Linked DNA regions of Homo sapiens: region 2 is linked to region 1. Evidence: chromatin contacts called from ENCODE Hi-C or POLR2A ChIA-PET data. All regions are on one chromosome and are shown on one strand. The core of a region is the stretch at or near the end of the contact, and the rest is flanking DNA. Distances in the headings are between cores, read along the strand shown. Region 1 has its middle 33 kb from the start of KLHL29. Region 2 overlaps KLHL29 (kelch like family member 29).

Region 1 (7,091 bases), core at 2,363-4,862:
GGCACACCTGCTGCAGAGGGCAGTGTGGGGGCGGCACACCTGCTGCAGAGGGCAGTGTGGGGGCGGCACACCTGTTGCAGAGGGCAGTGTGGGGGGAGCCCTGTGTCCTGGGGGACGGCTGGTGTCACTCTGGCACCTCAGAGGGACTCATCCTTTGGCCTCACGTCATGCTGTTCCCCTTCCTTCAACCTCGTGACCTGATCTGAATGACACACAGACTTCAGGGGTCAAACCCAAACTTCTGAGGAGGAAGAACCTCAAACTTATCATCTCCTTTACATTTTTCAGGGGAGGAAACAAGTTTTAAATCAGTATGTATACAGCAGACCCCCCTTATCCGCGGGGCATACGTTCCAAGCGCCCCAGTAGATGCCTGAAACTGCAAATAGTAATAAACCGTATGCACACACAGCTTTTTCTTATACATACATGCCTATGATAAAGTTTAGTTTATAAATTAGGCACAGTGAGAGATTAACAATAATAATGAAATAGGATATTTACAATAATATAGTATAATAAAAATTATGGGAATGCACCCTCTCTCTCAAAATATCTTATTGTACAGAACTCAACTATTTTCAGACCATGGTTGACAGTCAGTAACTGAAACTTCAGAAATCAAAACCACAGATTCAGGAGAGCCTGTTGCAGCGTAATCCTATCGTTAAAAGTACATGATATAGGCCGCCTGTAATCCCAGCACTTTGGGAAGCCAAGGTGGGCAAATGGCTTGAACCCAGGAGTTTCAGACCAGCCTGGGCAACATGGCAAAGCCTCATCTCTAATAAAAATATTTTAAAAATAATCCAGGAGTGGTGGTGTGCACCTGTAGCTACTTAAGAGTCTGAGGTAGGATGACTGTTTGAGCCCAGGGGGTGGAAGTTACAGTGAGCCATGATTGCACCACTGCACTCCAGCTTGGGTGAGAAAGCAAGACCCGATTTCAAAAAAAAAAAGTATCTTATATATTAATATAACAAGTATTTATGTGTGCATATATACAGAAGGGGGAAATGTCTGGCAGATATTTACCAACGGTTTATCCTCTTCTGAGTTCATTCATTCCTTTCAATACTTATAAAGACCTTCCATATTAGAAACTGTACTGAAACTCAGTGTCAAAATGTTATTAATTTGATATAACTAATTTAATTTTTTCTTCATTCCCTTTTTTATGTATATTCATATTTTCTCAGTTTTAAAGAATAATGATAACGCACCAAAGAAAAAGCTTCGAAACCAGGCCCCTTGGCCCCCAGGCAGACTCTCTGCCCACCTCCCCCGCTTCCTTCTCCCCAGCTCCTCCCCTCCAGGCTAGGCACCCTGTTTGAGAATCTTCAGACTTCTGCAGGAGCATTTGCACCTGAAGTACCTGTCCCATTTTTTCCCCTCTGATCCCCATGTCCCCTTGGAGCTCAGATGAAGCCCCACCTGGCCTCTCCAGGTCCCGGGACTCCCCAGCATTGGGGTCTGGACAGCTGTGCAGGGCCCCGTCATCTTGCAGAGGTGATATCGCTCTCAGTTCATGCAGCACCGAAGAGGCAGTAAAGGAGATAAACAGAATTTCTGCTCAATGAGTTGATGATAATAATAAATAAGGCCTTTTCTCCAAAGACTTGAAATCTGCTGGCTCATTTCAATGCACAAAATTATTCGTTTAAAAAATTCTCCCCACAGACTTGAAATAGGTGGGGGATTAGTAATCATTAACCCCATTTTGCAGATGGAGAAACCAGGACCCAGCGGGAGCTGGAGCCCACAATGACTGGCAAAGCAGGTGTCCTGACTCCCTGGCCAGTGCCCTATTTGGAGAGGGTACAGTCACAGCCCCAAGCTGCCACTGTAGGCACAGGACCAGAAAGCCATTCCTAGATCCTCAGGAGTCGATACTGAATCCACCACCCAGCTCGCGAACTGCTTCCTTCCTCTGACTCAGAGTTCCCTAAGGCCCAGACTAGCATCTTCTCTTCCCTTTCTCTATCCTTCCAAGACTGAGCAAAGCAAACACAAGGCCCAGAATCCCCTTCTGCCTCCCGCCTCCCCACTGAATGTGCTCAGAACAGGGTTCCCTGAAGGCCCCCGGCACTTGGGGATGGATGATGCTTGGATCAGCTGAACCCCGGCAGGACAACGTCTCTGGTCCAGGCACTTTTATTTTCCAGAAGAATCCTGCCCACCCAGGGAGACTGAGAGGCAGCCATGTGGCTCAGAGCAGGGAGAGGACATCCTTCTCCTGCTCTGCCTTTGACTGTCAGAGCTTCCAGCCTCCGGGTAACCATGGTAATCGGCAGCATTAACCGCAGCAGTGACAGGAGCCTCAGCAGGCCCACTCTGACCTGCTCCACTGCAGATGGTGCACCGCCGGCTTCCCGCAGCTTCGGTGGGGAGCTGTGACCGGCTGCCAAGCCCCTGCTGCACTCACCTGCACACCTGCTGCCTGGGCCCAGAGGTTGCAAAGGGTGGTCTGTTGCCCAGACCCAAGAGTCAATGCTAGAGAGATAAAGGGGCCTTGAACCTCCTGCAACCCTTCACAGGGCCTGGTCAAAAGAGGTCCAGGATGCAGTCCAAAAGCATAGTTGCCACGTCAGCGGAAGCTGTGGGCCTGGGCTTTTTCTCTGGACCCGCCACTTTTCCAGTCTTAGTCCCGACACCAAAGGTGGCAGCCATCCTCCAGTCACCTCAGGAGGCCAGCCCGACCTGAGCCAGTGAGGGCCTCTCATGTCAGAAATTGGGGCCATCCACAGTCATCTTCTGCTCTCTTTACAGGGCCATGCTGAGGAAGCCACAGCAGAGCCATTCTTGACCAGTTGGATGCTGCCACCCACCCACCCCACGGGGCCCATCAGCTCCACTGGCCCATGTGTTTCCAGGTCTCTGACAACAGCTGCATGTCCTGCCAGCCTGATCGTTCTTATTCCTGAGTTCCCTTCCCTCCTTTTAAGCACTGAACGAATCCCAGAGCTGAGCCCCTGCCCAGAACCCAGGGGTCTGTCCTTTGCAGCTCTGAGGGCCAGAGGGGACTGCACACAGGGAAACAAATCCAAGACCTTCTACATTTCTCAGGTCCTTGAGTGCTTCTCTCTGCTCCCAGCCTCCCTGCCCTCCAGAGGCCAGCCCCGGGTTAAACAGGGGTTGCACAGGCCAGAGACCGCATCCCGGATTCCAGACCCACGCGGCTGGAACAGGCTCCGCAAATTCTGCCAAACTATGCGAAGCATTCTTAGGTCCAGCTTCTTCTGAGAAATCTCAAAATGGAGAGGACAAAGGCAAAGACAGTGAGTTTCCCAGGAAGCCCCAAAGCCCTGGCTTCCGCCCAAACTCGTTTGCGGCCCTGGGAGTCCGTGGTGGGGACGGAGAACGACGTGGCACTCCCTCTAGCGGCAAACGTCTCGCACAGAGCCCGGCATCTCTGCGGCCGGAGGCTCGCCTGCCGCATGCTCTCCTGCCAGGGCCACGCAGCCTGCCCTCCTCTCCCGGGGAGGGGAGATCTGCTCAGCAACTCCCCTGTGGCCATGGAAGAGGGGCTGTCGGGTGTCGGGGGAGGAGACCCCCCTCCGGCCTCAAAGCAATTCCCAGCCAGGCCTTCACAGCTGCATCCTGGCGCCTGGGAGGGAGGTCACCACGCTGCCTTCTGCCTTGATTAGGCCGGTAACAGTCAGGAAAGCCCTGGGGCTCACCCGAACCGAGCTGTCTACAGACAAATCACAGGCTCGGAGCTGCTTCACCAAGCCGAGCACAGTCTCCTGTTTCCAGCACTGACTTCCCAGGAAGCCTGGCCGGTTGCCCTGCGCGGTCCCCTCTGGACCTTCTTCAGCCTCTGACACCCCTGCTAGGATTCCATGGTTGGCTCCTGTGCCCTCCACCCCATTCTTTGGGGACACATGTTCTTACGCATCTCTGTACCCCAGCAACCCGCACAGTAATTGTCTATTGAATTCATATAAGAATGAAGAAATAAAACAGTATTTGCTGTTACAAAAGATGTTTCTCCACACAGAGAGTTCTTCACCAGAATCCCCGGGAGGCTCTGCCTGCACCCAGGGAGCTCCATGAGGTCTTCACCGTGCTCCTCCCTTTGTTCCACCCTGTCCTGCCCCAACTAAACTTAGTTGCTTGAGGATAAAGGCTAAGTCTAATCCGTCTCTGGTCCAGAGTCCTGAAGAATGCTGAGAAACATTTAAGGGAGGGAGGAAGAGAGGGAAGGGGAAAGAGAGGGAGGATGGACCCTAATCAAAGTGGGCATTTGACACAAAGCCAATCTCCTTGGTCTGTTTAGCCAGTCTATCTGTCTTCAGAGAGCAAGGGTGCTCTTAACTCCATTAATTAATTAATTTTAATTGTAACAGTTTCACTGAAATATAATTCACATATCATTAGAATTTACCCATTTAAAATACAAGTCGACTGGGCATGGTGGCTCACGCTTGTAATCCCAGCACTTTGGGAGGCCGAGGCGGGCAGATCACCCGAGGTCGGGAGTTCGAGAGCAGCCTGACCAGCATGGAGAAACCCCGTCTCTACTAAAAATACAAAATTAGCCTGGCGTGGTGGCACATGCCTGTAATCTCAGCTACTTGGGAGGCTGAGGCAGGAGAATCGCTTGAACCATGGAGTCGGAGGTTTTGGTGAACCGAGATTGCACCATTGCGCTCCAGACTGGGCAACAAAAGCAAAACTCTGTCTCAGAAAATAAAATAGAATAAAATACAAGTCGGTGGTTTTGAGTGTATTCAAAAAGTTGCACATCCATCAACACCATTTCAGAACATTTTCATTACCTCCAAACATCCACTAGCAGTCGCTTCCCATTCCCTCCAAACCCCTCAGCCCTAGGCAACCACTTATCTACTCTCTGTCTCTGGATTGGCCTATTCTGGACATTTCATAAAGTGGAATCTTACAATCTATGTTGTTTTGTGACTGGCTTCTTTCACTTAGCAGAATGTTTTCAAGGTTCTTCCATGGTGTCCATGTATCAGTACTCTATTTATTTTTATTGCCAAATATTATGTGATAAATACATGGGTTTTTTTGTTTTTTGTTTTGTTTTGAGATGGAGTCTCACTCTGTCTCCAGGGTAGAGTGCAGTGGTGCAATCTCGGCTCACTGCAACCTGTACATGTTATTTTTCCCCTCATTAGTTGATAGACATTTGGGTTGTTTCCACTTTTTGGAATTATGAATAATTTTATTTTTATGATATTAAAAAAATTGTTTGAAGCTTTCCCTGCTTCCAAAGAGGATCTGGGGTAGTCTATCATAAAAATGGTAAAGACATAATAAAATCTTACACTATTCATATGGACATTAATATTTAATATTGAGCTTCCTTGGCTCACTGCAACCTCTGCCTCCCGGGTTCAAGCGATTCTCCTGCCTTAGCCTCCCAACCAAGTAGCTGGGACTATAGGCACACGCCACCACACTCAGCTAATTTTTGTATTTTTAGTAGAGATGGAGTTTCACCATGTTGGCCAGGATAGTCTCGATCGCTTGGGGTATCATGGTGGATAAGACAAATACAGACTTGCCCTTTGGAACACAGGATCCAAGGAGGGAGCATGGCCCTAACCAAGCGGACAACTTGGTATTTCCAAAATGTGAAGTGCTGCAAGGAAAAGGAAGAGGGAGCTGCGATGAGGAACCTCAAAGAAGGCAGAGAACATGCTCACATGAGTGGTCAGGGAAGCCCCAGGAAGGAGGTAGCTTGGAAGTTGAGACCCTAAGAAGGAGCCAGCCATGTAGTCAGAGGGAGGATGATATTTATGGCACAGGGAATCACATGAGCAAGAGCTCCAGGGTGAAAGGGAGCCTAGTGTGGTCCAGGAACAGGGAAAAGCATCGAGGCTCGACTGTGGGGAAAGGGCAGGAGGCACAAGACAGGGTCGCAGAGATCCACGGATGCCTCATGGATCAAGACAGGGAGCTGGAATTTTACTCAAGTACAATAGGAATTCAATGAGAAGTTTTGGAAAGGAGAGTAATGAGAATCGATTTAAGTTTTGAAATGACTGTTGTGTGGAGACTGAATTGAAAAGCAAAAGAAGACACAGGAAACCCTGCTGGGAGGATTTCGTGTGTCCAGAAGGGATGCCTCTATGGGATGGCGGTCAAGTTGGAGAGAAGTGAGGAGACTCAACATATATGGTGGAAGTAAAAAGAACCAGACTACCTGGGAAATTGCTTATGGGGCAGGAAAAAAACCTAAAGAAGAGGGAGGCATCACAGACAGCTTCCAGATTTTAGTTTATGGAACTAGATAAAAGACTGCACCAACTACTGAGGTGGAAAGAATGGAATGGGTTTGGAGAAAGATCCAGAGTTCTATTAGAGACACACCTGGCTTAAGTCGTGTGTGCAACACCCGCATGCAGCTGCCGAGCAGGCCACTGGATATAAGAGGCTAAAGCGCTGAGAGGAGGCCTTCCTGGAGATGCAAATTAGGGACTGTCAGAATCAGAGTGACATTTGCAGGCTTGGTTATGGAGGAGATCACCTGGGAAGATCTTTGAAGCTTATGAAGCGATCTTCCCAGGTACCAAATCAATAAGCCAGTTCTGCCCGTTTGGAGGGAGAAAAAAAATCCCAGATGAGTCTAGCCTTTTGGTGTGTGTAAATTAATGAGTTTGATGGAGCCACGTTTTCTCCAGTCAGTTATGGCTTTGTTTCCATGCATGCCCACACAGATACACAAAACAGCACTCATGACCCCCAAGGAGCCAGGCCCTCACCAAGTGGACAACTCAGTCCTTCCAAAATGTGAAGTGCTACAAGGAAAAGGAAGAAGGAGATGCAATGAGGAACCTCAAAGTGGGCAGAGAACATGCTCACATGAGTGGTCAGGGAAGCCCCAGCAAGGAGGTGACTTGGAAGTTGAGACTCTTAAGAAGGAGCCAGCCATGTGGTCAGAGGGAGGATGATATTTATGGCGCAAGGAATGGCATGAGCAAGAGCTCCAGGGTGAAAAAGAGCCGGGTGTGGTCCAGGAACTGGGAAAGAAGGAGACTTGGGCAGGCAGCTACACTCGGGTCAGCAAGGGAGTTAGCCCCCAACATGGGAAGAAATGTTCCGATCCAGCAGTTAGATTG
Region 2 (6,935 bases), core at 2,772-5,271, 53 kb after region 1:
ACCGTGGCTCACACCTGTAATCCTAGCACTTTGGGAGGCCAAGGTGGGAGCGTTGCTTGAAACCAGGAGTTAATAAAGGTCAACTTGGGAAATATAATAGTGAGACCCCATCTCTACAAAAAAAAAAAATGTTAAATTAGCCAGATGTAGTGGTACACGCCTATAGTCCCAGCTACTTGGGAGGCAGGGGCAGAAGGATTAACCTCCTGGTTAAGGGTGCAATGAGCCAAGATTGCACCACTGCGCTCCAGCCTGAGTGCTATAGCAAGATCTTGTCTCTAAGTGGTATGGGAGGGGGAAAGCTACACCTTTGTTGCAAATAGATCTGGGCTCAAACACTAGCTGGCTACCTGGACATGATGCAATCATAGGCAAGTTAATCTCTTGGAGCGTAGCTACCTCATATGATAGCATCAAGAATACCTTTGTTGTCCCATGTCTGCCTTCATAGGCCTGTTGGAGGTGGGAGGGTAATTCCTGCCTTCCAGTAACATGGACAAATTTATCCGTGTGAAAGCCAGTTTCACCTGAGGTCAGTTTCCTCTGCTGCCCCGTTTCTGGGCAGTACCTCATGTCATGACATAGATAATGCAAGTTGAGAGTGTGTGGGTGACAACTTCAACTGTTGCTCTACAGTAGAGACCTGTGGAGACAGGACAGACTGATCAGGGTGGGCTGTGGTCACTGGGGAACCTCATGAAGCAGACAGAATTTGGGGGCCCTCCAAGAGAAAAAGTATTTATGCCGGTTTCCCTCTCTCCATTCAGAAACCGTACTCTATACACCCCCGGTCCCCACCCTAAGTCCACCAGGTCACTGACAGCTAACAATTGACCTTCACCTGGGAGAGGTAAGCTTGCAAGGCCCAGCTTGGACATGCACCTGTGATTTCTAAAGGACTTCTTCTGAATTCATCTCTGAATGAGGTTGGCGGCACTGCTATGGTGTCTGAGCCTATACAGGAGCCGAGGGCTATGTAGTCATCAGAGCCTCAGTTTAGAGGCTCACATGACAGAGACATGGAGTGTGGAGCCCATCTCAGCAAGTCAGGGCCTGACGCGTTATGCCCGCTCACATGTAGGCACAGGAGACCTGGGACAGAGGAAGCGATCTGCTCCTGCCTGAAGTAGTGGGAGGGGCAGGAAGGTGCATTGCTGAGCAGAGGGACTATCTGCTGGTCCAAGGAGCCTCTGTCCGGCTGGACTGAGGCTACCCTCAGCTTCCATCTCTCCTCTTCATTCTCTAGAAGGCTCTGCCAGGTTCAGATCCTGCCTGTCCTTTGCAGCTTTGTAGGGAGCAGTCCCCACATCTCTGAGGATTGCCTGATGCAAGTTCTCGAGGTAACTGCTTCAGGGCTGCGTGGGAGTCCCCAGCTGACTTGACCATGTGCTCCTGTGGAAAATGATCACCTCACCTTTTATTTATATTCTGTTGTTGATTTTCCTCTAAGGATCTAGGCCAGTGCTGGGCACATTTTGCACTTTCAACAGTCGAGGGGCAGAAAAAGAGAATTACCATACCTGAGGCTTGCCAGTCAGGGGCAGAGCCAGAACTGGAATCCCAGCAGCCCAGACGTGGGAAGAGCATCGAGGACCGGCAGGAGGAGGGGATGGGAGGGCCGTCTGGGTGAGGGGTCATCTAAGAGCCCAGTGCTGTTTCACACTGTCCCGGGTGGAAAATGCAAACCCTGTGGATTTTCACCCTCTCAGTGTTGACTATTGTCCTATGGAAATAAGGGTGATTTCCTAAAATGTGTGGCTCAATAAAGGATTCCTTCACCGGGGTGTGAAATGACTGTGCATCTGAATCTGAGCCAGAAAAGATAAACTTTGCTCCATTTTCCCACACACCGGATTAGAATCTTTCCAGGACACTAACCTAGTGTGTGCTTATCTAGGTCCTTGGGCCTAGGGGCCCCTGGTGAAAGCCCAGGCCATGCAATCCGAGTCCCAGCGCCCCCATCCTTCCCCCTCTCTCCCGTGGGTTTGTATCTCCCTGGCATCCCCCAGCAGACTGCTCTGCCCAGCTGTGAACTGAACAGCCTGGCTTGTCTTGGGGCAGAACCTGTCCTCACAGGTGTGTTTGGGCACTGCAGGAGGGTTGGGGAAAAGTGGTGTAAATAACCCTCCTTGCCTTTCTGCTGATGAGAAAACCATGGGAAAAATATAAAACATTTCTATGGATATTGAGAACAAAGTTTCTTCAGTGATTTCACTGTAAGTTTGGTTATTTGAGAGAATAGTTTTTAATTAATAAGGAAACTTAATTAATACATGTGTGTCCCTGATTTCTTATATATGTGTGTGTATATATATGTACATATACATATGTATCCCTGATTTCTTTAAATCTATGTATGTGTATATATCTTATATATCATATATAATCTTATATGTGTATGTATATATATCTTATATGTATATATACATATAGTTTTCACTGTAGACGTACTATACTATATATATAGTGTACACTATAATGTCAAGTATATGAAAACAAAGAACATAGATAAAAAGGCTGAAAATGTGCCATAATATTAACAGTGGTCATCTTTCTACCATAACATTTTCTGGTTTTTAAAATAATAAGCGTATTTTTCATATTGGGAAAGATAAAAATTTACCTAACAAGGCAAAAGAATTAACTATCATAGGAAAGTTAATTTTGCCATGCCCGTCCCCATCCCATAGTGAGCAGTATGTGTTTACGTCCATGCTGACATTAAGACTGATGAAAACAGAAAAAGGACAGGCCGCCATGTAGAAGAAATTTTTAAACTACCAGTTTTTAAAATGGGAAAGGAACCAAATGGTTTTGTATAATCCCATATAAAAATGTCCCTCATAATGAATCTCAGACTCACCTTAAAGGAATAATTCTCAGGATTCTCTTCCATGCTGGGGCTCCAGTAAGAGTCAAGATTTGGGGCTTTCTTAAAGCAGGCTTCAAACCTTAAAAGCATACCTTATTGAATGCCAGTGCCAGCATTCTCAAATAACTGTGCCCCCAAGTGGTCACATGTACCTGTAAATTACATGCAGCAAAAAGGTGCAATTAACCAGGTCCTGGACTGCAGAGTTTGCAATTTATTAATAATAATGATGATGAAAACAATAATACATCCAAAAGAGAAAAGAAAGGGGAAGATGAAACCCAAAGAGAGAGAGAGAGAGTGTGTGTGTGTGTGTGTGTGTGTGTGTGTGTGTGTGTGCAGGCGCAAAAGACAGGGAAGAATTTTCTCAGTGTTTATTTTTGCCATGCCTCTCCCAGAAAAAGAGCGTGTGTGCGTGTGTGTGCATATGTGTTTGCATTTGAGGAGGGAGGCCTGGCCAGAAGAGGTGGGGGGTAGCTGTGGGCAGAGCCCTCCCAAGAATTCTGGAGACTTTGCATCCTTTCTCAGGAGCAATCCTCGATGCCTTTGACTGCCTACTTCTCTGCAGCGGTGGTTCCATGATAGTCTCCTTGGCAGCCTGCCAGAGGCTGTAAGTGTACAGAGAATTGTGTTTTAATAGAAGGCTTTACCTCTGATACAGATTTAAAATGAGGAAGAAACTTTCTGTTCCTCAGCCAGAACGAAATGCGTTTTGCTTCCTGTGAAATGCTGGTGATTACAAGCTCATCTTACATAATTTTATTATTTTCAATTGCTGCCCGTCAATCTCAGGTGATGGTTCCCTGGGAGCAGAAAAAGAGGCAGATTCTGGGCGATGACTATTAAAAAAAAAATCACTCAGTCATTAGCAAATCGTACAAAAATTTAGAAAGGAGAATAATTATCTTTGTGATGATGCTGTTTAAGATAATCAGAACTTGCATTGCTAAGTTAGACACGCCGAAGTGAATTGAGGACTGTTTAATGGCCTCTTAGAAAATGTATTTTTGCTTTAACAAAGCATTGATGTTTGAGATTTAAAAAAAAGAAATCCTTTAAATCTCGTGAAGGAATTCTCTGGAATAACCACATTTTCAGAAATCCGTGACATGATCGAGGTGGTCCACTGTCACGCCCACAAGAGGGCATTTTCTCATCAACTACTGTAAAAACGATTTGTTTTCTAAAGGGAAGCTGAGAGGCCTGGGGGAAGGAGAGTGTTCTGCAGAGCAGGAAGTGGAGAGCTGCTTGCAATTGAGTTGTATGTATGCTTCCACTTAATACGTCCTGCCGAGCCTGTAAGCCAACACTTCCGGCCAGGAATCTGCCCTCTGTGTTTACCTACTCTCTTTTTATGTCTTATTCCCAGAATGACTGGGGACCAAAGGAATCCTTTGCAGGAGTTTTCTCCAGACAGACAGTTCCACATGCTAGTATATTGTCGACCCCATCCATAACTTCCATGAAACTTGAATCTCATATTTTAAGACACCTTCTCTAGGTCCAAGTTCTTTCCTTTATGTATGTTACACATATTTGTTGAGTACCTACTGTGTGTCAGCTTGAGCCAGACTCAGATCCTGTCCTCGTGGAACACACATCCTCCACAGGAAGACTTGGCATAAAAAAGGAGAACAAATACTGGAGTATGATTTAGATAATTATAAATGTTATAAGGAAAAATAACTGGGATAAGGAAAGGTAGCTATTTTAATTGGATAATTAGGCATACTTCTCTCATGCATAACAAATATTCTAATTTTGTTCAATCCATACCAATATTGTTTGGATTATAAAGGTAATACCTTTTTTTCAACTCCATTTTTTCTAAAAAAGTTAGTTATATTGTTTATTATTTTACGGACCATGAAACATGATGGAAACCGGGGAATTGAGATGTGGCCAGTTGTTAGTTTGTAAAATGACATTTAAAAATTACCATCTACTCATCACCTCATCATTTGACAAAACAATGCATGTTTTAACACCAAAAAGTAGGAAAGATGTAATCCCTGAATAGAGGGCAGTTGAATACGTTTAGTGTTTTGGAAAATTTGCTGCATTATCTGAGGTTTTCTCCTTTTCCATGGCCTATGAGAACTTCATCAGGGACTGGTTCTGGTCAGGGGCTGGCATCCAGTTCCACAGATCCTGCTGATGACATTGTCCATGCCTTCCCCAACCATGAGGACCAACAATGTTGGCACCAGTTCTGCAAGCTCAGCTCCCAACCACAACACACAAGACTCGAGCAGGAGATGGTTTGCTCCCCATCCTAGGGGTTCTAGGATACTTGGTAAGGAGCTCAGCCCAAGAGCTACAATGCCGTTGTGAGAGTTTCTGAAGCCAGGAGTCAAGGCTTTACTTTGAGCACATGGTTTTGGAGGTCAAGCAGAATGGGCTGGGCAAATCCAGGAAGGCTTCATGGGGGAAATGAATTTTGAACTTGGCCTTAAAGGATGGGTAGGTGTAAGGAAGAGGGTTGTAGGATTATAGTGGGTGATATACACATTTTTGAAAGTTAATGTGGAACAGGTTTTGGTAGTAAAAGGCAACATCCATTGTGTAAAATGTTCAGGTATAACAACAAAGTAATAATCTCTAATAAATATATTGTCTAGGCTGAGCGTGGTGGCTCACGCCTGTACTCCTACCACTTTGGGAGGCCAAGGCAGGCGGATCATTTGAGGTCAGAAGTTCGATACCAGCCTGACCAACATGATGAAACCCCGTCTCTACTAAAATACAAAAATTAATCGGGCATGGTGGCGGGCACCTGTGATCTCAGCTACTCGGGAGGCTGAGGCAGGAGAATCACTTGAACCCAGGAGGCAGAGGTTGCAGTGAGCCAAGATCACACCACTGCACTCCAGCCTGGGCGACAAAGCAAGACTCCATCTCAAAAAAAAAAAAAAAAGAAAAGAAAACACACATATTATCTAGAGATGATTGTTAATATTTTATCATATTGTCCTCCAGTCTTTTGCTTTGCATTTTCACATTAGTTGGGACCATGTTGCACATGAAATTTTGCATCTTGCTTTTTTACTTTAGTATACAACACACATTGCCTCATGTAATTGAAAATTACTCTTAAACATCACTTCCGGATGGCTTCATTTATCCCATCCTGCCTGCATGCCATTCCCATCAGATGTATTTTTTTTCCTACTGTAACTCTCTGGTGGATAGTTCTTTTTATATCATTTTGGTTCACAATTTCGGTATCACACACATCTGCCAAGGTCCAGCTCTGAGGGTAATATTGAGCCTGTCACAATATCCACCCTGGTCTCTATCTGTGCATGTCAAGTGAAGATAATATACCAACCTCATGGGGTAGATATGAGACTTATGTGAGATCATGTTTGCATAGAGTTCTAGAAATAGAATTACCAAGGTTTGATCTCTTTAAAATTATGTAACTTTTCAATTATAAAAGTAATGTTCTTTATGGAAAATTTTAACAAAAGAAAAACCATGCAAATTTCATCACCCAGAGATAAAAAAACAATTAACATTTTAGAATCTATTATTTGTCACTTTGTAGCAGAATTGGGATCGTACTATATATATCATTTTCTTTCCTGCTTTTTTTCCTCTTAACCTTGCATTGCTTCTCCCTTGTCATTATTCATTTGGAAACAATCTTAAAAGACCATGTTTCATTATATTCTGTTATATTAATGTGTCTTATTTAACTGTTTCCTTTTTGCCATTTAGATAATTCAGTAATTTGCTACTATAAATAACGTTGCAATGAAATACTGATGAACAAATCTGTGGACATTTTGGGTTACTTCTTTAGGATTAATTCCTGGAACTGTATTTACCAAGTCAGAGGTGGAGCAGCATGTGAATACTCACTTTACCCTATTCTATCCTATTATAATTTTTTTTTAATCTTAGTCTGTTAGGTAGGTGAGTAATGGTATCTCGTGGTCTCGGTTGCGTTTCCTTGATTACCAGTGGGTTGGAGCATTTGTTTCTGTGTATTGACGTACCTGTCCTCTGTTTGTCCTTCTATTTATATTCATCTTTTTTCTTATTGATTTTTAAGAGC

The links. Hi-C counts contacts between places; a loop is a spot of excess contacts on that map. ChIA-PET counts read pairs that join two places held with the same protein, here RNA polymerase II (POLR2A). Pooled maps may share reads with other maps.
Region 2: a map of naive thymus-derived CD4-positive, alpha-beta T cell shows a loop between it and region 1 (6-fold over the local background). The contact joins two enhancer-like sites. A Hi-C loop is called at or near these places in 1 of 168 maps with a recorded cell type or tissue (naive thymus-derived CD4-positive, alpha-beta T cell), 3 of 37 single-sample maps with no recorded cell type and 10 of 50 pooled maps. POLR2A ChIA-PET finds 5 or more read pairs at or near these places in 2 of 52 experiments (K562 and PC-3).

Annotation. Positions count from the first base shown.
Region 1 is chr2:23,348,324-23,355,414 of GRCh38, forward strand. No RefSeq gene overlaps it. Among named protein-coding and RNA genes, the nearest start is that of KLHL29, 33 kb to the right of the region's middle. Within about 2 kb of position 3,613, at least 15 of the 41 ENCODE cell types and tissues checked have a DNase peak (open chromatin) inside an H3K27ac peak, as active enhancers do.
Region 2 is chr2:23,400,555-23,407,489 of GRCh38, forward strand. The region is part of intron 1 of KLHL29 (kelch like family member 29); the gene reads left to right. Among named protein-coding and RNA genes, the nearest start is that of LINC02923, 17 kb to the left of the region's middle. RefSeq lists an enhancer at 3,799-4,380. Within about 2 kb of position 4,022, at least 16 of the 41 ENCODE cell types and tissues checked have a DNase peak (open chromatin) inside an H3K27ac peak, as active enhancers do.